5 separate regions of the Homo sapiens genome follow, and all the other regions are linked to region 5. Evidence: chromatin loops called from intact Hi-C (ENCODE). Cell type or tissue: heart right ventricle. All regions are shown on one strand. Region 1 overlaps GPR156 (G protein-coupled receptor 156). Region 2 overlaps GSK3B-DT (GSK3B divergent transcript). Region 3 overlaps GPR156 (G protein-coupled receptor 156). Region 4 has its middle 37 kb from the start of NDUFB4. Region 5 overlaps GSK3B (glycogen synthase kinase 3 beta).

Region 1 (5,000 bases), 290 kb before region 5:
CTTCTCCTAACACGTAGTCACTCTCATTTAGGTTCTAGTGGAGTCACCTAAATGCTGCAGTTTTTACATACTGAGGGGGTATCATGTACTCTAGAAGAATTCATGCTCCAGCATGTTCACAAAGATCTGCTTTGTGTTCCTGGTAATTGTGGGCACCTCCAGTTCTGACTCTGTGTCCCTTCTAGGTGACAGGGAAAGACGTGTCCTGCACTTCGACCAGCACCCACTTCTGTGCTTCCCGGTATTCCGATGTTTGGATTGCTCTCATTTGGGGATGCAAGGTTGGTAACCACATCTGATATGGTCTCTGTCACCAAGAAAATGGATATGAAGAGGGAATTACAGGAATTAACGAGGTGATGTCTGCAAAGAATCTTGAACTCAGAGGAGACCTCTGTTGATGCATAAACTTCAAAGCCATGACTGTTTTTACTTTTCTATTTGTATTTGTTTGGGGGAGACCCTCCAACTCTTTAGACTCCCTCATTCAGTCCTCCCCCAAATCATCTGGAATTCACCCACTGTTTCTCCTATTTATTGGTCTGGTTTCTTAATTGATTTGACAATACCAGTTTTCCCTTCATCTTCCCTGCAAGAGGAATTATGAGGAGAAATTTGACCCAGCTTTATTTGTTCTCCTAAGTGCCCTTATTATGTCTCTTGTGTTTTCTTCAAGATTTGGGCGAAGGTGTCCTGGTGCCTTTCACCCACCTGACTTTCTCCCTCTGGTTGGAAGCAAGACTGGCTCTGAGACAGATGGCAGCATTCACAGGGCCCTTTGAGGGGTTCCACCTGTCTCACAGTGTCTCCCATACTGCCCCAAATCTCTCACCATTAGACTCATTTGTCTCTGTTAGATGGGCAAAAGTAGAATATTATTTCCAGAAGGTAGAGGATACCTGCATGGAGCACTGAGGATGGTCCTCAGAACAGGACAGCTGGTTTTCAGCTTAGGGAGACAGAGAACTGGTGCTGAGGGGTACAGGGCAGTCCTGATTCCATAAACAAGCAAGTCCTGCCTGACAGCAGACTACCTGTTGACTATCAGGGCAGAGAGTTCTGGTTGACTGATTACTGGCAGAGGAAAAGGAGGAGTTTTTGTAGAAATAAGTACCCTTTAAGGGTAAACTCTGGCCGGGCACAGTGGCTCACACCTGTAATCCCAGCACTTTGGGAGGCTGAGGTGGGTGGATCACTTAAGGTCAGGAGTTCGAGACCAGCCTGGCCAAACATGGTGAAACTCTGCCTCTACTAAAAATATAGAAATTAGCTGGGTGTGGTGGTATGCACCTATAATCCCAGCTACTTGGGAGGCTTGAGGCAGGAGAATCACTTGAACCTGGGAGGCAGAGGTTACAGTGAGCCAAGATTGCGCCACTGCACTCCATCCTGGGCAACAGAGCGAGACTCTATCTCAATAAAAAAAAAAAGGGGGGGTAAACTTTACCCACTTCACCACTAAGAAAGTATTAGAAGTTGTTGCTTGTGAGGAACAGGTTTAGGGGTAGGCCAGACTAGGGCAGGGAAACATTCCTTTTTAACTATGTGCAAATATTACTTTGACAGAAATATTTTTTAAAAGAAGACTCTAGGAAGTGAACAGCTCTTGATCTCCAGAATCTTGCTAATGGTTAAAAAAGGAGCTTTAGTTGTGACAGATCAGGGTTTGAATCTGACTCCGCCCCTGGCTAGCCAACCCTGAGCCTCATTTAACCTCTCTGAGCCTCAGTTTCCAAATTTTAAAATGCGGATGATGATAATATCCCCTCAGAACTGTTCTGTCTCTAAAGAGTTAATGCATGTTAAGAGTTTTCAGCCGCTCCTGGTCCATAGCAAGAGCTCAATAAATGTTAGATATTATTATTACTATTCTTCCACTGCCCCCTAGACACTTCTGGAAAATACATTGCCTCTGTTGGTTCCTTGAGTCCCTGTAGAAGAGTGTGTCCTCCCTAGCCCAGAAAGCCAGCACTTCCCCCATAGCTACTTACTTTGTGACTCAATTTGATTTATTTTCTCCATTGCCTTTTATATACTCTCATTTCCATTCTATTTTACTGTAATATCTTTCTGTAGGAAAAAGAAGGAAAAGGATGGAGCATCAGGAAACTTACTGAGCCAGACCCCATAGACTCCCTGGTCAGTGAGAAGCTCCTCAGGAGGACCCCAATCTCCACATTGAGTCCTAGGACCCCTGCTCTCTGTCAACTGCCCCCTACCCCACACTTCTCAGCAGTTAAGGCCAGTGATATGCAAGGATCAAATATGACTCACTCAGACACCAGCCAGGAATGTATAGACACTTGATTCACACCCATTTCCCCTTTAACAAGAATTTTAATGGAATTAAAAACTTTTAGTGGAATCATATCTGAACATTTCAAAATCACAGAATTAATTTCATTTGCCTTTTATTAAATTAGCAATGATCCAACTCTGCTGAATACCACCTGATGGCGTCAGTTACCCAAAAGTTGGGCTTCCCTGGTCTCCTGACTTATGTGTCCTCTAGTCATTGAAGATCTCAGGGTGGCCACATTTGGCCTTCAGGCCCCATTTGGGACACTGGGCATTAGGGGAACCTGGAAGGTATCTCTTCCATGCTGACTCCTTCCCTTCTGGCACAGCCAGTTCTCCAAAATATGTTCTTTAGTGTCACCCATGAAGGTGGAGTTGACCACGTCATATGATTTGAGGGTCACCAGCAGGTGTCCTGCTGATACCTGACTTTATTTTCATTATTAGTTCTCCCTCTGAATCCCACAGTCCCACCCCCACCTCGTCTCCCATGGCATCTTCACGTTCTGAGTCATCAACATGAACATTTTTAGGCTGGGCGCAGTGGCTCATGCCGGTAATCCCAGCACTTTGGGAGGCTAAGGCGGTTGGATCACCTGAGGTCAGGAGTTTGAGACCAGCCTGACCAACATGGTGAAACCCCATCTCTACTAAAAATACAAAATTAGCTCAGCATGGTGGCACAAGCCTGTAATCCCAGCTACTCGGGGGCTGAGACAGGAGAATCGCTTGAACCCGGGAGACGGAGGTTGCAGTGAGCAGAGATCATGCCATTGCACTTCAGCCTGGGCAACAAGAGCGAAACTCCATCTCAAAAAAAAAAAAAAAGAAGATTTTTGTGCTTACCTTAAATCTACCTACCAGACCAAGTGTTAAAAGCCAGGACCATGACTTCTTTGTGTCACTATTTTCTGCCCTACACGTACTATGGCACTGCACACATAGTCAGAAAGGTGAACCTAATTGAATCTATGTGTTATGTATTATTGACTAAAGCTTTGATTTCTGTATGAATGCAGCTCCTGTGGAGGGGGCAGCACTTTAAGGTGCTATGAGTTATTTTCTCCTTAGTACAAATGACAACTCTGAGAGCAGGTTTATATTCATAGGAAAGAGAACAGAATAGGGCCCTGGGTTCCTTGTAGGGGAGCAAGAAATGTCACAAAAAGGGTGAGAACTATAGATGGAGCTTTCGCTGTCTGTGCCTGCCCCACAGTCTTGCCTGGGTCCCAGCCTGCCTTTGTTCTCCCCTTTTTTTACCCTTCATCTCCCATAAACACTCACTGGCATGGAGCCGCTGCTAGCCTGTAGAGATCCTTTGTGTAAATTTTTTGAAGGCCCATCCCTTCTAGTCAGATGCAGTCTTGCAGGTGCAAGGCTTGGCAAGCAGATGGTGCCTTTGGGCAAATTAGAGAAAAGAGCCCCTTCCTATGGGCACTACCCTGGCTGTGGCACATGACTTGACAAGCAGATCAGAGGTCACTTTCAGCTTCCCTGTGCACCCTCAGCTTTGAGCAGGGCAACACCAGACAATGGCTGTGGTAGCACTCACTATCAGAGGTTCTGTGGGCCCACTGTCCTCCAAGTGCCCAACAGCTCTTTCTGTAGGGATACTAACCCACCCACATGATCCTGTCCTATGCCTTGTCTCAGAAGAGTCTTATTTAATGGCTGACTTGCTGACTTCTGATAAACTAATTCTCAGCAAAGGAGAGGAAAATAACATTTATTAAGTATCTAGTAGGTATAAGGGGCTGCCCTGAGGGTTTTCTTATGTGATATCTTAGTAAATCCTCATAGCAGTCCTTAAGGTAGGTATTATTATCCTAATTTTACAGATGAGGAAATTGGTTGCAAACCTACTGCTCATTGACCTCTTGTTCCACTTCTCTGAGCCTCCGTCACCTCTTCACCCCCCAGGGTCTGCTCCTGCTGTATGGTGCCTACCTGGCTGGCCTGACTGGCCATGTCAGCTCCCCTCCTGTGAATCAGTCCTTAACCATCATGGTGGGGGTCAACCTCCTTGTACTGGCTGCTGGGCTGCTTTTTGTAGTCACCAGATACTTGCATTCCTGGCCCAACCTGGTCTTTGGACTCACATCTGGAGGGATCTTTGTTTGTACAACTACAATCAACTGCTTCATCTTCATTCCCCAGGTATGGATTTTGCAGGGCTGGTCCTCTTAGTCACTCTAGAGTTTTTCACTGACAAATTGCTCATTTTGTTTTCTACTGATACCTTTCCATGCCACTTATTGGAGAGTCAGAAAGCAGACAGGGGATCCTAGTGAGCTGGTTGCCTTTGTCCTTTCTCACTGTCCTGGTCAGCAAGGGGGACAAGGCAGAGTGGTCCAAGCAGTGGTGGCAGCCCCTGTTTGCACTCTTCCACACCTGTGGTGCCTGTCCCTTGGGGGGGCTGCCTCGCAGTCCTGCTTTTCCATCCACCCTCTGGTCTGCTGCACTCGTTCCCCATCCTCCCCTCATTTCCATCATGTTATTACTATTTCTTTCACTAGCCTGGGAGCAAGGAACCTTTATATTTTTCCAATTGGGGATTGCAGACTCACAGGAAAAAATCCATTTAGATGGAACTTTATGATTTAAAGTGCTTTCTCTTTCTTTTTATTGGAGGAAAATACAGAACATTTCTCTGCTTTTTACAATAAGGAGAGGTAGAAACTAAATAAAAATATGTTTCATAT
Region 2 (5,000 bases), 210 kb before region 5:
TTTGGAGATAAGTTTTGCTGTATCTTTGACAAAATCCTATAGATTACCATTAACCCTGCAGATGTACAAAATATCAGCATGGATTATTTCAATTTGGTTTGTCTTGCTCTGTGGCCCAGGGTGGAGTACAGTGGCATGATCTTGGCTCACTGCAACCTCCGCCTCCGGGGTTCAAGCAATTCTCCTGCCTCCTGAGTAGCTGAGACTACAGGCATGTACCACTGCACCTGGCTAATTTTTCTATTTTTTAGTAAAGGCAGGGTTTTACTATGTTGGCCAGGCTGGTCTCGAACTCCTGACCTCAAGTGATCTGCTGGCCTTGGCCTCCCAAAGTGCTAGGATTACAGGCATGAGCCACCACTGGCTTGTACTTTCTCTGTGAGGAAGATTCCAAACTACTGCTTAATGTTCCATTCTATTAGCAAGTAATGCAAATCTTAATTTAGATAGAAGACAGCCACTTCTTGGCTTCCAGAGTGATTGTCATACTGGCCTCAAGTTACTCCTTCAAGACATTATGGGGAAGGGGGTCAGGACAATTTCTGTTTTGTGTTCAAGAGAAATATTTAGTATCCCCATACCTTCTGAGTGTACTGTTACCTACCTCTAATTCCTGATTTCCTTAGCTTAAGTATTCTATCTATTCAAAGTTGCCCTGCAATGTGACTTTACCTTCATAATTCTGACTCTATATAGTTGTAGAGGCCTCTAAAGTCTTAATAATGAATCTAATATTCTTTGCAGTCTTTTAAAAAATTGATATAATGGTCTACTGTCTCCCTTCTTTGACCTTTCTACTATTTCCACAACTTCACAGTCCTTAAAAGTGAGAGAGTCAAAGTCTACATTCTGTTATCTAATTCCACTTTGTTTCTCATCTGCCTTGTCCATCCTTATAAAGTTAGTGATCAATCCCATGTGAGATTGTTCTCTTGATACATAGCTCCAGATTTCCTTCTTGGCACTGGTCTGCACCCTCTCCTGCTTTGGGGATGGAACATAAATATCCTACTGGAATCTGTTAACAAAGTAGGCCTATAGTGGCCTGGGGTAGCAGTAGTTTTCATTTGTCCAGTGTGCTGTTGCAGCCCTTCATCTTAAAAAATTTTTTTTGTAATGGAACTTCTCTTTCTTGTGGGGACAGTTTCTTCAAGGGTGGGTATATGGGATGGATCTGGCCAGTAGAGTATTCCATTCCTCACTTCAGCTATGCCCTGAACTCTTATGTATGTACACATGCCCTCATTTTCTTGGTATTCATCATATGTTGCCTTGGGCCAGTAATAATTCATCCATCCATTCACTCAACAAATATTTGTTGAGGACCTTCAAAATACCTAGCCTATATCTTTTTTCTTCCAAAACAGATTCAAAATTCTTCAGGACACTGATAATGTCTTGTTTCTTTTTAAAAAATTCACTCTCGGGCCTGGCGTGGTGGCTCACGCCTGTAATCCCAGCACTTTGGGAGGCTCAGGTGGGTGGATCACCAGAGATTGGGAGTTTGAGACCAGTCCGACCAACATGGAGAAGCCCCGTCTCTACTAAAAATACAAAATTAGCCGGGCATGGTGGCACACACCTGTAATCCCAGCTACTCAGGAGGCTGAGGCAGGAGAATCACTTGAACCCGGGAGGCGGAGGTTGCGGTGAGCCAAGATCATGCCATTGCACTCCAGCCTGGGCAACAAGAGCAAAACTCCATCTCAATAAATAAATACATAAATACATAAATACATAAATTCACTCTCATTGAGTACAATACTTTGCACATAATAGGTATTTAGTAAGTGCTCACTAATTAAATTCCAACTGCAATCATACTTCTAATCTGGTAGGACCCTATATATACATCTTTCCTTTTAAAAAATCTTGTATCCATATATTAAATGCTATGAACATTGTTCTGTATTCCAAGAGTATCAGTGTCCAAGGCATCTATTTATTTTAATGCAATTATTAAACAACAATTGCTATAACATATAAAGGAGTAAACAGTTAAATGAGAAAAAGAAGGACCATGGGAAAAAATCACATTATAAATTACTCTCATTTTATGTGACTTCTCTTGCCTGCTCAGAGCATACCTTCATGCCTTTTCTTTAATATTATCCCAAGAACATAGTGGAATGTCATGTACCTGTGGCTGCTCAATACTTTTTCATCAATGTGGTAAAGTTGAGCTAGAAAAGGTATAGTTTTCTGTGCTTCCATTTTTTTTATTTTTTTATTTTTTAGAGAGGTCTCTCTGTGTCACCCAGGCTGGAGTGCAGTGGCCCAATCACAGCTCACTGCAGCCTTGACCTCCTAGGCTCAAGTGATCCTCCTGCCTCAGTCTCTGAAGTAGTTGGGGTTACAGGTGTCCATCATCACACTTGGCTATTTTTTTTGAGAGAGAGGGTCTCACTATGTTGCCCAGGCTGGTCTCGAACTCTTTTTCTCAAGTGATCTGCCTACCTTGGCCTCCTAAAGTGCTGGAATTACAGGAGTGAGCCACTGTACCCAGCTGTTGCCTCCATTTTTTAACCTGTAAAATGGGAGAAGTATTACCTGTTTTGCCCACCTTATAGGTTTTGATGCACAACTACTACTATAATGTTCATTATAAACTATTAAGCTCTGTATAAAAAGTAGAACCCGAGTTTCCGCTTAGGCAAATGTATTAGTCCATTTTAACGCTGCTGATAAAGACATACCTTAGACTGGGAAGAAAAAGAGATTTAATTGGACTTACAGTTCTACATGGCTGGGGAGGCCTCAGAATCATGGCAGGAGGTGAAAGGCACTTCTTACATGGTGGCAGCAAGAGAAAATGAGGAAGAAGCAAATGTGGAAACCCCAGATAAACCCATCAGATCTTGTGAGACTTACTCACTACCAGAATAGCAAGGGAAAGACTGGCCCCCCATGATTCAATTACATCCCACCGAGTCCCTCCCATGACAGATGGGAATTATGGGAGCTACAATTCAAGATGAGATTTGGGTGGGACACAGCCAAACCTCACTTGATGCAAGTTTGGCTGTGTCCCCATCCAAATCACTTGCTGATATGGTTTGGCCGTGTCCCCACCCACATCTCAACTCGAATTGTAGCTCCCAGAATTCCCACATGTAGTGGGAGGGACCTGGGGGGAGGTAATTGAATCATGGGGGCAGGTTTTTCCCATGCTGTTCTTGTGATAGTGAATAAGTCTCATGAGATGTGATGGTTTTATAAAGAGGAGTTCCCTTGCACATGCCCTCTTGCCTGCAGCCATGTAAGATGTCCTCTTCCTTTGCCCTCCACAGTGATTGTGAGGCCTCCCCAGCCATGTGGAACTGTGAGTCCATTAAACCTTTTTCCTTTACAAATTACCCAGTCTCGAGTATATCGTTATTAGCAGCATGAAAAGGAACTACTACAGCAAGGTTCAGGTTCTTAAAATAGCATTTTAAGTGGAAATTACATACTTTCAAAATTACCCTTTACAAGACCTTAAATATCAATAAATTTAGTCAGGCCAGTTTTTCCTCCAGTATTGGAATGTATCACTCTTTCTTTGGTTGAGCACCAGATGAAGAATTGTATTTGACTTGCATATATGGGTTGTGTTGTTAAAAAAAAAAAAGCCCTGAACTGTTTTTAAAAACTACCAATACTTTCATTTTCGTGAAATGGTAACACAAATAAGAACCTTGCGGAAATGGGGACCACCAAGTGAGGAAACAGCAGATGGACCTCCCATTCTCATATTCTATATGAGCTATTGATTACATTAACTCTATATGAGCTATCTGATTACATTAATAATGAACTAATTAGGAATAGTTTCGCAATCCGTATTTCATTGGCTCCTGTCTTTGCTTGCTGATGCCGAACTTCAGCTCCTTGCAAAATCCTCTGCCCATAATTTCTAAGAGCCCCTACACAGTGTTTTACATGGGCTCAAGAATAAGGCATATCTGCGGCCACGTGGATATCTGCTGCTGAGTTTTCTTGAACACTTCTAGTACTCATCAGTGAGCCAGCCCCATTAAGCCAGGTCATTACCATGTGCTGCTGGACATCTTCATGACCTCCGTTGTGGCCCTCAAAGAATCAAAATGCTTGTTTCCTGGAATCTCCAATACTGCAAAATCGTGCCATCATTTTCTGCACAAGTGGCAACAAGCTGTAACCCCTCATCTTTTGATTATGTTGTGTGATGTAGTAATGATTTTAGTGCACTCCTATTTCTGCTCTTGGTACTTTCCTAGTGGACTCCACGAGGCTGTATTGGAATATGAATCTTCAAGATAGGTAAGGTGTCATTCCCTCAATCCAAGGATTAACAGCTGGCATGGCATGGGCACTGACCAACTGGAACACTGGCTGGTGCACTGTAGCTGTGCAAATTGACTGAAAAGCAGTCTGGCCAACCCCCACCTCTCTGTCATCCACACTTCTTGGCAGTCTTTCCACCAAAACCCTTATGTAAATCACCTCTTGGCAGCCTGAAACTACCAATTTGCCAGATATGCCATGACATGTTTGAAGCCTGGTGGTGAACGGAGACTTGCCCCAAGCTGTGATTCTATTTGAATGCATCTAATTAAGAAATTTTGATACTCAAATTATATTGTAGAACCGATAATAGGAAAAAAATTAATGTAAGAAAAAATTCAGAAAACTAAAAAATTAATAAAACAACTTTTTTGGGGGGAGTATTTTCTCAGAGTGCTTGTCCATATGCAGATATTTTATAAAGTTGTAATTTTGATGGTTATAATTGTTTCGCTTTTTCAATTACAATCACACTACTCATTTTGCCAACATTTACTGAGTTCCCACGATGTGCACAGCATTGACTGAGATCAAGAGAAATGCCTTACACCTCCATGTAATTCTATTTATACTGGAAGAAAGTTAGATAATGAAGGCAAAGCATGTGCGTGTCCTCATTTGGCAACTCCCTGTTGATGAATTCTTTTTTTCCCACTAGATGGTTTCTCTGGTGCTTAGAAGTACTTCACTTTAAC
Region 3 (5,000 bases), 310 kb before region 5:
TATTGCACCTCTGGTAAACCAAGTCAGCCTGCCCTTCCTGGTTAAGAAAGAGAGACAGAAATGCAAAGTGTAACCAGCTTATTAATAAGCCGAGGATAGAGAAAAGAAATTTGTCTCTGGGCTGGGAGCAGTGGCTCATGCCTGTAATCCTAGCACTTTGTGAGGCCGAGGCAGGCGGGTCACTTGAGCCCAGGAGTTTGAGATCAGCCTGTTCAACATGGTGAAACCCCATCTCTACTAAAATTACAAATATTAGGCAAGGATGGTGGCATGTGCCTGTAATCCCAGCTACTTGGGGTGGCTGAGACACGAGAATCGCTTGAACCCGGGAGGTGGAGGTTGCAGTGAGCTGAGATCGCCTCACTGCACTCCAGCCTGGCTGCACTCTAGCCTGGGCAACAGAGTGAGACTTTGTCTAAAAAAAAACAAAAAACAACTGTCTCTGGCATAACTTGAGAAGGGAGAAGCTAGAAGAGACCTTTGGTTTCATCAGGTCCAAGCACTGCTAACCATTCAGCTATTCTGTGGGCAGAATGTCTTTGTTCTTCCAGGTGCAACTTCAGCAGCTGTGGGCCTGAACTGACAGTGCGGGGTAAGGATATCACTCTCTCCATGTGAAACAAAGCAGGACTACAGGAAAGCAGGCTGATTTGGAAAGGCCAGGCCCACCCAGGACAAGAGGCAGTGCTGAGTGTTTGGCTCATGACAAAACATAATTTACAAATTTACTGGCTTCAAGGATGTAAAAAGTTATAATTTACTGGCTTCAAGGGTGTAAAAAGGCCTGCTTCCTAGCCTAGCTGCAAGCAGCAACTCAGTCCATGATCAGCAGATTTTCTGAAGCCTGGGGGTGGGATGCATGTTGTTAACCTCTGATGCAGATGTCTGCTGAGAGTCTGTAATCTGTGTGGTCATGAAGATGAGATTTCATCCATCAATTGCTTGACAAGGGCTATCATCGTATCTCTGGGCCTGCGTGGCTCTCAACACACGACGTAAGAAACATATTGGACAAAAGCATTTCCTGGGAGAATTCTCCAGCAAGAATTCAGCCATTGGCAAAGAATCTTTCAAGTGGCCCTATCTCACTGGAGACAAGTAAACATATACGCAGTGCATATGTGAATATACACTCCTTCAAGGTGCTGCACTTTCCTAGAAACAAAAAGAATGAGAGGAAAAAGCTTTACAGGCATCCTGTTAGGATGCTTTCTCTCGTTTATTTTTAGGCTCTTTTCAGCTCTGTGCTAAGAGGGGAGGCAAAGGAAGGGCTTACCCAGAATGCAAAGCTTTTTAGTGAGGGTTTGGGGTGTGCAAATTTGTTAAAGTGGTGAAAACCCAGTGTCTATGGAAGTTCACAGCATCCACAGCACTCAGAGCCCCCCAAATATCTCTGGCCCTTGTGTTCACTAATTCCAAGGAATTCTCAGCCATTCCAGGGGACTGTGGGGATCCCCCTGAAACCACTACAATTACCCAGAATGTGCCCCTCCTAACACATAGGCATTGAACCAGTTCCTAACTCTCCCCCAACTCTCACAGATCTCTAGTACTTTAAGAGCCATATGGCACACATGCTTAGCCCTCAGCCTTCTGCCTAATAGGGGAGTGCTTTGCCAGGGAAAAATAAGATTAGGGAAGAGGACAAAGAAAGAAGAAGAGAAGGAGTTTCCATATCCATTAATGAATTCATTCAACAGATGGTTATGGAACACTTACCATTTTCCAAAGACCGTACTATGGTGTGGGTTATAGAATAAGAAACAGCCTGGCTTTTGAGGAGTAGAAACTGTCCGGTGGAACTAACATTAAAAGGTGGTAATATAACATGACAATTGTACTGATGCACATAGACCCTGGGGTGTTTTAGGGACATAGAGGATGGCACCAAACCTAGACTGAGGGCATCATCCAGACAGATACATGCTCTTGTTTCTGTGAGTCCTGTGAGGTGAGTCACTCACAAAGAAAATGTAAAGAAATAACTCAGAATAAATAAAAAGATAGATGGCACAGTAAGCTTGGCAGATTGATGTTGGAGAACGTCAGTTTTGGTGGCAACAATCTGCAAGGTTGTCTAATTTTCTCCTGCACCACTCGGCTGCCCGGATGCAAAAGCAGACAATGGATTGTGGCTCTGATCTGAGTTTTATTGGGCAGATGCTGCAGAAGGGCTTGTTTGAAAAGGGAATAGGATGTTATTGAGAGAACAGTTCAGATGACCAACCAGGGATCTGAAATTAGGTAGAGACAGTAAGAGAGACTGATAAACTATGAGGAAGCAAAAGAACCAAGTGACTGGAGGTCTATAGGCTGTCAATGTACAAATGTGGCAGGAGTAAGCACATGAGAGGGCTGGAGGATAGGATGCTCACTCATTTATTCCTCAGATGTTTATTGAGTGCCTTCAGTGTCCAGGTAGTGTTCTAGTTCTGAGAGTACATCATGCACAATGCTATTGGGAGGAGAAAACAATAAATAAAATCATAATAATAAACAAGTAAATTATGTAATATGTTAAAAGGTAATAAGTACTATGGTTGGATGGGGGCAGGGGAAGAGAATAGAGCAGAATAAGAATTCAGAATTCCGAGGATAGGGTATAATTTTAAATAGGGTTGTCATCATAGCTCTGGTTGAGAAGGTAACATATGAACACACAATCAGGAGAGAAAGAGGATGAGCTATGCAGATACATGTATTGAAATATTCCAGGCAGAGAGAACAGCCACTTCAAAGCCTCGCAGTGTGTGAGTGCCTGGTGTTTTCAAGGAAAAGCAAGGAGGCTGTGTGGCTGGAGTGGAGTGGGCCTGGAGAAGATGTAAGAAATGAGGTCAAGAAACAACAGGGATCGAGTGTGTAGGCTTTGTAGACTCTGGTAAAGACTGGCTTTCCCTCTGGGAAATAGAGAGTCATTGTGGGGTTTTGAGCACAGAAGTGATGTGATCTTATGTCTCTTTAATGGATTACTCTAGCTGCTATGTTGAAAATAGACTTGAGGGAAGTGCCAGGGTAGAAGCAGGGAGACCAGTTAGGAGGCTATTGCAATAATCCAAATAAGAAATGCAAAGTAAGACTTTGATCAGGTGGTGGCAGCAGAGGTGGTGAGAAGGAGTTAGATTCTGGATGTATTTCGAGGATAGAGCCAACAAGATTTATGACAGATTGGATGTGGGTAGTGAGCAAGAGTCAGGATGACTCCAAGGTTTTTGGTCCAGGCAAATTGAAAGGTGGAGTTGCCATTATCTGAAATGGGGAAGAAGGTGAGCAATTGAGAGGGAGACTTGGAGTTAAATTTTGAACAGATTGTAGTCAAATTGGTGTTGGGATATTGGTGTTTACAATTCCTGAAGGGGAACCATTCTGAGTGACCCTAAGACCCAGAGTGTAACCTGGGGATGGGTGTCTGAAGAGGAATAAAGTGAAATCATTATGATTGAATAATTTAGAACTCTGGAGGCTGAAAAGCTAATGAAATCTCCTAGGATGTTCTACGAGGATGGTGGCCCAGGCACGAGAGTAGGGAACGGGGTCAGGCCTTATGATGGATACTTTAAATACAAATAGTTAGAGGTCACACTAATATTAGCTTGAGGTGTGCAGAATTTTAATTGGGTGCAGATTAGTGTATACATTAGAAATAAGCAAGATATTAAAAGATCAAATTTGCTGAAACACATCAGATAACATTATGATAAAGGTATTTGGAGTTTTATTTGAGTTAGATTTACAATCCCATTGTAGCATGGATCAAAAACAGTAAGTTGATAAAGAAATCAGATAAATTTTCACAATTTAAATTTTAATTGTTTTATTAAAAAGCATTTTGGAAAGACATTCATATTTGGTTTTGGATAGGTTAAAGCTCAGTGATACCATTTACATCAATTTTTATAGCATTTTAGAGAGCATGGTCTTGTGACATCTTAGGATAAGTTTTCTGTTAGTCACAGCATGCCAACAAGTACCTTGTGCTCCATTCTCTGGCCATGTTTTCAGACTCAGTAACTTCAAATAAAATAAACTGCCAAGTTGAGAAATTAACATTTGATAAAGTTTTTGCAACATCATACCATTGAGCTGGTGGATGTGGCTTAAGCATCTGAATTCATTAGAGACTATTGAAATGATAATGCAGAATTATACAGGTTTTGCAGATGTAGTTCAATATTTATCTATATGTATTGAAACCTCACTTGAGGATAGAAAAATCAAGCAAGTTCTTGTCTTACATTTCCACTCAATAAATGAAGAGGAAGAGATAATGAGAAAGCTATATAATCCTTTAAAAAAAAAATTCACCTTGTTTCTGACTGACAGTAACCCAATTCAGGCTTTTTACTCTTCATAAATGGAAGACAAGTAACCTAGATAGTACTGGCTATCTATAATTAAATATACAATATTGAAATCTATTTGCTTTGTGGAAATTATGTGTTTGTGGCTGATTAAAATATTCAGCTATGTAGGCTTCATCTTTTAGCTCAATAGAAAAATATAAATGACATTGGTGACTGAATTCCTACCAACGTGGCAAAGACATTCCCCAGACATACATAATTCACCTGCTGAATTGGAGATGATTCACCTTTCAGTGACTTCACAGGTGTTAACTTGGCCAAACAAAAAAGGGAAATCATCTTGTATTCATCTTTTGTTCCCTGAGGCAAGTTTTCAGTAAGATTGCTCGGGAAAAATATCACAATATACATATATAAGTCCATAGTATGTCTATTTGAATAATGAATTAGCACCACTGTCTGAGAGGTGAAAACTATTCAATGTATATTTTCTGGAAAATAACTAAATTGAGTTCCTCTTAACTAAATCAGAAAGAGAAGGAATCCTCAATCAGGATTTCATGTAGTACTGTATCACTCAAAGGAAAACTGATTGTATAGTGGTACTCAAATAAAGTGGGTCCAAAGAAAAATTATGAGAGAAACGTACCGATCAGTGATCTGGACCAAACAGACATGTGGCTGTGAAATCCAGGCAGT
Region 4 (5,000 bases), 670 kb before region 5:
CAGTCTTCCGTTTATAACTGAAGTCTGCCCTCTGCTGGTCACAAGCAGCCCAGACCCACAACTCGGGGCCGCTGAGCAGGTCTCTTCTAAAATCATTCTCCAGGAGCATTTTAGCAATTGCTACAATTTATTCAGCTATAGAACACAAAGTAATGTCATCTTCTGCAGAGCGTTCCCTTTTTATTTTTTATCCTTTGATGTTTGTGGGTTTTTTTCCTTTTATTCAACAGAAGCAGAACTGGGCCCGTTTCAGTTATTTATGAGCCATCTTCATTCGTGATAAATAACCATAATATGTATTTATGCAGTGCCTGCCAAGGCCCCTCTGCTCCTATTGACTCATGAGTCACTAAAATACTTTTCTATGGTAGAAGTGGACAAGGGCTATTCAAGATAGGAGATAATACAACTTACGGGCTGTCAGATGTCTAGTAATTTTTCAGCAGTGCTTTGCAGATTGATGTTGAGTCAAGAAAGACCTAGAGCCTGACTCTCCTCAAACTCTATGAGATATCTCTTAGTCCTGTTAGAAATCTGCAAGGCATCAGACATTTGGATCCCCAAGCAGATATGCCAACATCCTCTTCCCCTTCCTTCCACAAAAGCACTCTGACCGGAAAAGCAGATCCAGGAGCAACAGGAAAGGTGAGTAGGGGAGGAAGCCAGAGCCCAGAGCTGGGGAACATCACTGACGGTGTGGGCAAAAAGCTGCACTCGTGAAAAGAGGAAAGAGGGCAAGCTGGGAGGGAAGGTGGACAAAAGAAAGAAACAATGGGCGGGGGCCCAGCAGGTAATGAAGATACTAAAGCATGTGACCCCATTTCCCTGAGGGTCACTCCTGCAAGGCAGTTAACTGTAACATCTGTTTAATTCTTCATTACAAAGGAAAGAGAATCCTTTCTGATGTTCTCACCCTGTGCCTCTGACCTTTAAGGTCTCACTCTGTTGCCCAGGCTGGAGTGCGGTGGCACGATCTCAGCTCACTGCAACCTCCGCCATCCAGGCTCAAGCAATCCTCCCACCTCAGCTTTCTGAGTAGCTGGGACCACAGACGCAAGTCGCCATGCCTGTCTAATTTTTGCTTTTTTTTTTTTTTTTTTTTTTTTTTGTGGAGATGGGGTTTTTGCATTTTGCCCAGGCTGGTCTCGAACTCCTGAACTTAAGCCATCTGCCCGCCTCGGCCTCCCACAGTGCTGGGATTACAGGAGTGAGCCACCACTCCCAGCCTGAAAGAACCTGATTTTTAGAGACATAATTTGGGTTTCTAATCTCTGAGGAGATGAGAGTTGCTTACTGTGAGCCCATATACTAGCCAGAGGTCTGGAAACCTGTCCCCATCCCTCAAGGTGATGCCTGTGTCCTGCCAGAATGGGGGGGGGGGGGGGCGTGCCTAAAGCCCCAGTTGCCCCCACTGCTGACCTCAGGGACGCTCCTTGAGGGTCCCACCACCCCTGTCAATCAGTTGGCTGCAGACTCCCGTGTCCTGTTCTTCCTGTTTCCCCCATGCTGCTCTTGCCTTCTCCCTTCCCTCCCACCCTGCCTCTGGACTCTCATTCTCTCCTCCCACATCCCCTCTCTAGCCTTTGTGACTCAAGTCTCAGTCACTTTAGGAAAGACAGGCTCACTGCCCTCTTTATAATCAACCTTCATCTGGTGTGAGGGGGAGGGAGAAGAGAGGGAGAAAGGAGGGAGGGAGAGGGAGAGAGAAACAGGAACCAGGTCTCCTGCGCTTCCTCCCAGAGATAAAGGCTATTCTTAGCAGTAACATAGGCTTGGCATTTGGGGAGACTTGTATTTCTCTCCCTCTCGCCCCAGGGGCTTTGCACATTGCAATTTCTCCTCTCCAAGCAGAGAAGAAAGAGAAGATGAATAGGGAGAGAGATAACGAAAGGAAAGAGGGAGGCGCGCCAGCTGGTGCCCTGAGAGGCTCTTCTGGGGATTTATTTTGGAAGGCTGCTCCGAAGGTCAGAACTGGGCGGGGAAGGGCTCTCACCCCGGCCCCAGAAGGGCAGTTTAATTCTAGCCTCCCTTTTGAGGCAAGAAGACGAAAAGCCAAATGAAATCCCTTTGGGCCTTTCCGCAGCACTTTGTATGTGGCACGTGTTTCATAAATGTTCAGCCAAGCCCCTGCGTGCACTCTCATTAGGCTGGGTCTCTCAGGACTGCCCTCACTGGGCCTTAGGACCTTGGCAGTCAGAGCATTCAAGCGCTGGCATTAGACAGTAGGCTTCAGTGAAGCCAGGAGCTTGGGAAAATACAAAAATAAATAAAAAATAAATAAAAATGTAAAAATGGGGTGTGCAAAGCTCGAGAAATTACGTAATTCGATTTCACCTTGGGCCCAGACGGTGAAGTTCTGCACAGTGGCCAGCAGGGGGCGCTCAGGCAGTGTGTCAGAACCCCAGCGCGCTGGTTGCCCGGAGCCCAACCAAGGGACAAACAAAACAATGCAGCTTTGCGGTTTCTGTTCGGTTTTCAGTTCGGGGAGGCTTAATCCAGGACCGCCTGATCTCTAACCTGGGGTAGCAACTAGCGTCTCGCAGGACACCGTCTTAATAGGCTTTCCTGAATCTCTTGACTAAATTGCTTCCTAGAACTCTGTGTTCCTCCGCACCTAGAAAACGGCTTTTCTCAGCATCTCCCTGTATCTTTCCCTATGTATCTTTTTGTCAGCCTGGTTTTTTTTCGTTATCTGTGTTTCTGGCGTGGTTCTTTCTTTTCTCTCTGTACTATCCTAGGCCTACTAGTAGATGTTAATGAAAAATATATGGAGCTGAACCCACCCACAGGCTGAGCTCTGAAATATTTCAAGATCTGGCAGAATATAACACTTTGAATAAAATTTAAAACATACTGCAAAAGTGGCTAACTCTGCCACATTTGGCTGTGCAGTCATGTCTTTCCTTTTCCCCGTCTCTGTTCTCGGAGTGGGCTGCCGTGCCACCCTACAGCTGCCTCTTCCCCTTGGCTGCCGCCGCTCTTGCCCACCTCCCCCAAACCCCTGACCTCCAATGGTCAGCTCCTCCCTGGCCAGCAGGACGGGTCTTCCAGGTCTTTTAGAGAAGATACCAACTCCAGAATGACCGTACCTCTGTTTACATGTTTTTGTTTCGTTTTGATTTTTGTTTTCTAATTGAGACCACCCCCCTCGTTTCCAGAACATACTGGAACTCTTAGGATTTGGGGTTGAGGGACTTCAGGTGAGAACTACAGAGACAGCCTCACGCTCTGCCTGGAACCTCTTGTCCTCCAAGATTCAGGTGCTCTGGTTGAGTCTGGTCCACTCTGCCACAGTATCTTTACTCACAGTGATTTTCTCTTGGGGACTTCATCACTGTCTTCCTCTCAAACTGACTTTTGCTTATAACACAGTTGGAAGAGAGAGTGAGAGAGACTGTGTGTGTGTGTGTGTGTGTGTGTGTGTGTGTGTACCCTTGGAAAATAGAGTTTAAATTTTATTTCTGGGGAATTGGGAATGTCACCAATCGTGGTGTTAAGGCACTAGAGCATGCCATGACAGTCAAAAGGCACCCCAGCAAATGATAGAAGGTGCTTCACCTGGAGCCCACAGAGGGCTCTGGGGCAGTGCTACTTATCAAGAGCCTATCTCAGTTCCAGCCCTAAATATTGCTACTATGGTGGTGGTGATGTACCCCCCTAATTTCTGCATTTCATGGTCCCTGTCTCCAAATCTATCTGGCTCTATTGGTTCAGATTCCTATCCCAATTCCTATTATGTTTCAGCTCCTAGTCCTGTGTGTCCCTGAGAGGAAGAGACTGATATCAGATCTGGTAGGACATGATACTCTTCAATCTTGTCACCATAACTTTCTCCTGGAGCCATGGAATGTAGCAGTGGTATGATCCGATCCCGCCTGTCCCTGTCCTGCCCAATACTTGATAGCTGTTCTTTCCTAGTTCCAGAACCTGATTGGACCAAGTTTAAGACCAAGGTAGGGAGTGGGAGGCAGATAGGCAATGCAATGCTATTCAACATTTAAGAATACTTCCCACTTACTTGTCCTTGTCAGGCCCTGGCCATACAGACAGGCTGTACAAGACATAGGCCCTGACCTCAGGGAGTAAATGTTTTTATTGAACTGACCCACTGTGTCTCTGAATGAGAACAAAAATGAAACTGCTGCAGAAAAACCCAGTGCTACAAAGTGCTAGCATCATCAGGAGGCAGGCTGCCTCTGCAGTGCAATCCATAATCTCTGTGACTTCCAGAACCAAAAAAAAAAAAAAAAAAAAAGTTAAATTACTTTCTAAAATTAAGCTTTGCATTACTTTGGAAACTAACAAAGCATTCCTTCCCACAGACACTGTTCCCAAATTAAGTATTTTGTGCTTATACAGCTGCTCAAATGTTGGTGCATTGAAGATGGAAAAATTTCTTAGGTAGGGAAGAGATGGGGTGCCTAGAAAGGAGAGGGGAGCTCTGTCGGGGGGAGAGCAGCTGTGGTCACTAGCAGAGATTATAGAATAGTTGGAAAAGATTATCAAGTAAATAAGTGTATAAAATGTTTCTAAAGTTATTAGGTCTAAATAAGTGTAGGTTAAGGGGGCCTGTTATGGTCAAGTATTTAAAAGCATCCTTTCAAGTGAAAACCTTGGTCAGTGGCTATTCCCCACCTGTAATCAATAGGAAATGGAATAAAAGTAAACTACCGAGGGGGCATCTTAAGGTCAATGTGAGGCCTATTGTTCAAGATTTCACAGCGATTAAACCCTAGAATGGGTCACAGAGAATAGGTGGGCACTTTCCTCTAGAGGCATTTATTGAAAGAACAGAACTGTCTTGTTATCACATGCTGCAGGTAACATCCAGTGTAGAGACAGAGGCATGACTTGGATGAGCTAACTTCCCAGGTTCTCTTCTATTAAATAGATTGGAAAGTCAAAGAACTCATACAGCATTAGAGGCCCCCCATAGCAGCTAGAGAGAAATGGACAGGTGAAAGGCCCATGGTCCTCACTTGTCCGCCTCCCACCGACAA
Region 5 (5,000 bases):
CACATTATAAAAGAAAATAGAAGTAAATTGGACTTTGTCAAATTTAAAAACTTGTGCTTTAGAAGACAGCATCAAGAAACTTAAAAGACAATTGGAGAAAATTTTTACAAATTATGTCTGGTAAGGGATTTGTATCTACAGTATGTAAGGAATTCTTACAACTCAATAATAAAAAGAAAGCCCACTTGAAAAATGGACAAAGAATCGGCATAGACACTTCTCTAAAGAAGATACACAAATGGCCAGTAAGCATACAAAAAGATGCTCAACATCATTATTCATCAAGGAAATGCAAGTCAGTACCATAATGAATACTATTATCACACTCTCCATAATGACTAAAATAAAAAGACAGTAACTAATGTTGGTGAGGATATGGGGAAACTGGAACCTTCATGCATTGCTGGTGTGGTTGTAAAATGATGCAAACCTTGAACAAGTTTGGCACTTCCTCAAACTATTAAACATTGAGTTATATGACCCAGCAATTCAGCTTGTAGGTATATATCCTAATAACTGAAAACTTACATCCACACAAAACATGTACGCAAAGTTTATAGCAATGTTATATAGCCAAAAAAGGAACAAATAAAATTTCTAGCAACTGATGAATAGATAAGAAAATGTCACACACGAAAGGCCACATATTATATAATTCCATTCTATTTATATTAAATGTCCAGAAGAGACAGATTGTGGAGACAAAAAGATTAGTGGTTCTGGGGAGCTGGGGGAAATGAGAATGATGGCTCATGGATACAGGCTTTCATTTTGAGGTAATGAACATGTTCTAAAATTAGACAGCAGTGATGATTGCACACCTCTGTAAATGTAGTAAAAATCACTCAGTTGTATAAGGGGTGGGTTTCATGATACATGAAGTACAGTAAAGCTTTTTTTTTTTTTTAAGGCAAAAGTGAGCACATCTATCTGTAAAAGAATGTCTTTGTCATTTCCACTGCATCTTAAGGAAGGCAATAAACCCTGACTATAGTTTTGCAAAGGACTCTAAAGGGTTTCTCAGAGTTGTACCATCCACCCCGATTGCCCCCTAAAAGGGAAGGAGAGCTGATCAACTTGAGTTAAATGACAGGCAAGAAAGAGTGAATGAAATAGAGTATAGGCACACGGGGGGACCCTCCTTTAGTAGTTCATTCTGTCTAGTTTAAATAAATACTTTACCCAAATTGTTTACTTGTGCTCAAATAATGTGACAGCTTGCTGCTCTGAAAAATGATGAAAATCACTGAAGTTCTTAATGGGGCTTTAAGACTCATATTGCTGCAGCTATACCTTTTTGCTCTTTGCCTTTTGGAAATTAGAAGGAAACCCTGAGAGAGAAATATTGCACCCCAAGAAAATGGTTGCTTATACCAACTTGTAATCATATAGTATAGGGGAGAGGTATAAACTGGGTAAAATCTGCATTATTGAGCTTATTACTTTAGCTACCTACAACTAGTAGATTTAAAAAGTAAAACCTGCTGGGTGCGGTGGTTCATGCAGTAAATCCTAGCACTTTGGGAGGCTGAGATGGGTGGATCACTTGAGGCCAGGAGCTCAAGACCAACAGGAGGAAGCTTCATCTCTATTAAAAATATAAAAATTAGCTGGGTGTGGTGGAGCACACCTGTAATCCCAGCTACTCAGGAGGCTGAGGCACAAGAATCACTTGAACCTGGGAGGTAGAGGTTGCAGTGAGCCAAGATTGCACCACCGCACACCAACCAGGCTGACAGAGCAAGACTCTGTCTCAAAAAATAAATAGTAAAATCTGTAAATTGTAGGAAAATGCCAGAGGAGATGACATTTCATATCAGTCCTCTATAAGTGAAAATGATAGTGATTCTATTGTCATTAGACTGATATTTTGAAACAGAATACATGTTTTCTATTTAGAAAAATTTGTCCTTTTGAGGATATAGCAGCCAATCTAACACAACCCAACACTCCAAATTCCATATGCAGAAAATAAATGAAGATGTTTAGGTATTCAACCATTTATACAATGATTATGTTGTGTTATATAATTTCATTTTTAAAACCTTTATTGAATTCATTATCTATAAGCCTAGCCATACATCCCTTTAGTCTTTCAAGGTGCATACCACATTAACTACATGCGTTAATTTAGTGAACAGTTTTTACTAGGTGCTGGGCAAGAACTTAGAGGTTTCTTGCCTTCAGGGGCTTCAGAGACTGATGGATGGGAGGAGAGGAACTGAGGGCAATAGGGCAAGCCCAGTATTATTCCAGATGTCTGAGCAGAATACAAAGGCAGAAGCATTTCACTCAGAGTAGTGCTGTCTGGAAAGCCTTCTTAGGAGAGCTAACCATTGAGCTGAATATTGAAACATGAAAAAGTATTTACCAGATAGGGAGCGGAAGGGAGTGGATAAATATTTAGTAAAACTAGGTTTGGTGTGTTTCTTTATGGTTGTCGCTTAAGGTTCTGCCTGGTGGGGTTGATAGAATATGAGTTTACCAGGAAGGAGAAGACTGGAGCTGTTGACAGTGGCCAGATCACATTAGCTTGTAAGCAGTTGGAAGCAATTGCAGGATTTTAAGCGGAGTAGCGACATTTCTAATAGGTTTTCTTTTACTTCGCTCTTAAAGGCTACACATGCACCTCTATTGCTGAAGTTTGGCGACCTCTGGTGTTGAACTATAAAATAAACAACGTTGTGGAAGAAATACTAGCGTTTCAGAGCTTGTCAGTTGCTTTTTGTGAGGTGCTTCTTGGGCCGTAGTACTTCTTTGAAGACAGTAATTATCAACTCATAATTCCTGTGTTGATATTTTTCAGTGTTTGGATAAATTTCTAACTAGGTAGGGCCAGGAACAGATAAATTGATTGATTTAATAGTAAGGGGATGAACAACATCCCCAAAGGGGTGGGGCAGGCTGATCTTGATGCTTTTTGCAACAAATGAAAAGATCATGAGTTCTAGTAATAGATAACTGAGAATATGTTCCCTTCCCATTGGTGTGATAATTTTTAAAATTCCCCCCTCTTTTGTATGAAATACACTTACAGAAGAGTGCATAAAGCATTTCCATCTAGTTTAATTTCCTTTAAGTCAAAAAAGGACTCAGTTTTCAGGAAATCCAGGAATAAGTATTAATTACTCAAAATATATGTCTTTAGTCTAAACGTTTTGGAGGAAAAAAAATTTCCATCTCTTAAAATTCAAGTGAACCCTAAGACTTGTTTTGTGTATGAAATGATAATTTGTCAAACATCTTTTTTATCTATAAAATTATTCAATTATTCTGTTTCAAAAGTTCCAAATGTAGAATTCAGCTGGAGTAAATCAGGTAGAAATATACTCTGAACCTAATAAAAACTTAATATAAAACCTAAAGATATACTCAGAGGTTGAAATAGGATAGTTGTTAAAATGTCTTATGTTTGTGGTGTTAAAGATAGTCATGCGTTCTGAATCTTTGCTCTTCATATCTATCACTTGCTTACCTTTTAGCCTTTAATTATATCATCCATCTATAATCCAGTCCTTATTCTCTTTTAGAATGCTGTTTTTCACCTACACATCTAGTGTGCATAGAATGTACTTTTTACTCATTTGCCTGCTACATTCCTTAAGTAAAATCAGCTCTTGACTCCCCTTCCAGAACCTTTCCTGAATCCCTTCCTCTTTCCAGTGCAGTGTAGCACTTTCACCTCACACATTACCTATACTTACTTTGCTATACTATTGTCACCTGATTGTTGTTGATTTACGTACAAGTCTCTCTGCCCTAGAGCTTCTTGAGGAATAGGCTCTAAGTAAACGTTTTGAAATGTGAATAACTTCAGAGGCTGAAAAGTTTTTTAAATGCCTCTTGATTATGTCTCATCTTTGCTTTCTTAAAAAATATGCATATTGTATATAAAATAGTTCTGATTTTAGGGTTTGACAGATTCTGATACTTTTAATGCTAGCCTTATAAATAGCAATTTAAGAAGGTTAAACTTCTGTTTGCATTTAGTAAAGGCAACACAAATTACATAATGGTCCCTTTTTTTTTTTTTTTTACTTTTTAAATCAAGTTAATAGAAATATAATTTATATGTAATAAAATATAGGCATTTTAAATGACAGTTTAGTAAATTCCAACAAACATGCCCATATAACCACTACCCTGGTCAAGATTTAGAACATTTCTATCACCCTAAAAATGTTTCTTTTTATAGCCTGGAATGACCAAATGTCTCAGTTTGCCTGGACTGAGGGGTTTGCCAAGATGGTCCCAGGCAAACTGGGATGGTTGGTCACCCTGTTCATTCTCCTTTGTGGTCAGTTTCCCATCTTCTGTCTCAGGTGATCATTGATCTATTTTCTGTCACTACAGATGCCTATTCTAGAATTTCATAAACGAAATCATATATTTCTTTTGTATCTGGCTTTTTTTGCTCAGTACCATGTTTTTGAGATTCGTCAGTGTTGCTGCCTGTATCACCTGTTTATTCCTTTTTATGCTAAGTTGTATTCTGTTTTATGAGTATACCACAATTTCTTTATCCATTCACCTATGAATGGACATTTGACTTGTTTTGGGGTTTTGGTTATTATGAGTAAAGCTCCTATGAATGTTTGTTTACAGGTGTTTTTGCAGACATATGTTTATATTTCTCTTGAATAAAAAAGTAGGGCTGAAATTGCTGATCATATGGTAAGTGTATGGTTACCAAACTATTTTCCAAAGCAGTTTTACTATTTTACACTCCCACCAACAACACATCAGAATTCCAGTGCTTCACATTCTCATCAACACATGGTATTCTCAATAATTTTAGATTTAGTCTTAAAATGACTTTTATCATTAGGAAATGCCCCTCTTTATTTTTGTTTAATTTTCTTATCCTGAAGTCTTCATTTTCTAATATTAATATAGGCACTCTATCTTTCTTATGATTTTGCATGGTATAACTTCTTGCATTCTTTTACTTTTACTCTATGTGTTTTAATTTAAAGTGCATTTCTTACAGACATATAGTT

Evidence for each region. Peaks named below come from ENCODE experiments on the same cell type or tissue, not always from the same donor. Only the 100,000 strongest peaks of a DNase experiment are listed, where the experiment ranks them.
Region 1: it touches region 5 in a loop (12-fold over the local background); 76 of 110 quality-filtered maps call a loop at or near these places.
Region 2: a loop joins it to region 5, with 2.2 times the contacts of the local background. A loop is called at or near these places in 67 of 110 quality-filtered maps.
Region 3: a loop joins it to region 5, with 5 times the contacts of the local background. A loop is called at or near these places in 75 of 110 quality-filtered maps.
Region 4: it touches region 5 in a loop (4-fold over the local background); 23 of 110 quality-filtered maps call a loop at or near these places.

The regions. Positions count from the first base shown.
Region 1 is chr3:120,180,580-120,185,579 of GRCh38, reverse strand. GPR156 (G protein-coupled receptor 156) reads left to right here. Exons shown (of 10, transcript NM_153002.3): 7 at 186-281; 8 at 4,219-4,455. LOC105374065 (a long non-coding RNA gene) reads right to left here. Exons shown (of 3, transcript XR_924392.3): 2 at 1,992-2,070; 3 at 181-307. Among named protein-coding and RNA genes, the nearest start is that of GSK3B-DT, 88 kb to the right of the region's middle. In heart right ventricle, a CTCF peak has its summit at 2,448 (motif pointing right); no DNase peak of the experiment used is centred here.
Region 2 is chr3:120,102,303-120,107,302 of GRCh38, reverse strand. GSK3B-DT (GSK3B divergent transcript) reads right to left here. Exons shown (of 3, transcript NR_186629.1): 2 at 2,458-2,527. Among named protein-coding and RNA genes, the nearest start is that of GSK3B-DT, 9.7 kb to the right of the region's middle. In heart right ventricle, no CTCF peak of the experiment used is centred here; no DNase peak of the experiment used is centred here; H3K27ac peaks cover 801 bases.
Region 3 is chr3:120,196,611-120,201,610 of GRCh38, reverse strand. The region is part of intron 3 of GPR156 (G protein-coupled receptor 156); the gene reads left to right. Among named protein-coding and RNA genes, the nearest start is that of GPR156, 86 kb to the left of the region's middle. In heart right ventricle, a CTCF peak has its summit at 3,060; no DNase peak of the experiment used is centred here.
Region 4 is chr3:120,556,451-120,561,450 of GRCh38, reverse strand. No RefSeq gene overlaps it. Among named protein-coding and RNA genes, the nearest start is that of NDUFB4, 37 kb to the left of the region's middle. In heart right ventricle, CTCF peaks have their summits at 50 (motif pointing left), 2,158 and 2,361 (motif pointing right); DNase peaks (open chromatin) are centred at 50, 1,693 and 2,400; H3K4me3 peaks cover 1,596 bases; H3K27ac peaks cover 4,281 bases.
Region 5 is chr3:119,889,781-119,894,780 of GRCh38, reverse strand. All of the region lies in intron 7 of GSK3B (glycogen synthase kinase 3 beta), which reads left to right. Among named protein-coding and RNA genes, the nearest start is that of NR1I2, 110 kb to the right of the region's middle. In heart right ventricle, a CTCF peak has its summit at 2,659 (motif pointing left); no DNase peak of the experiment used is centred here; H3K27ac peaks cover 403 bases.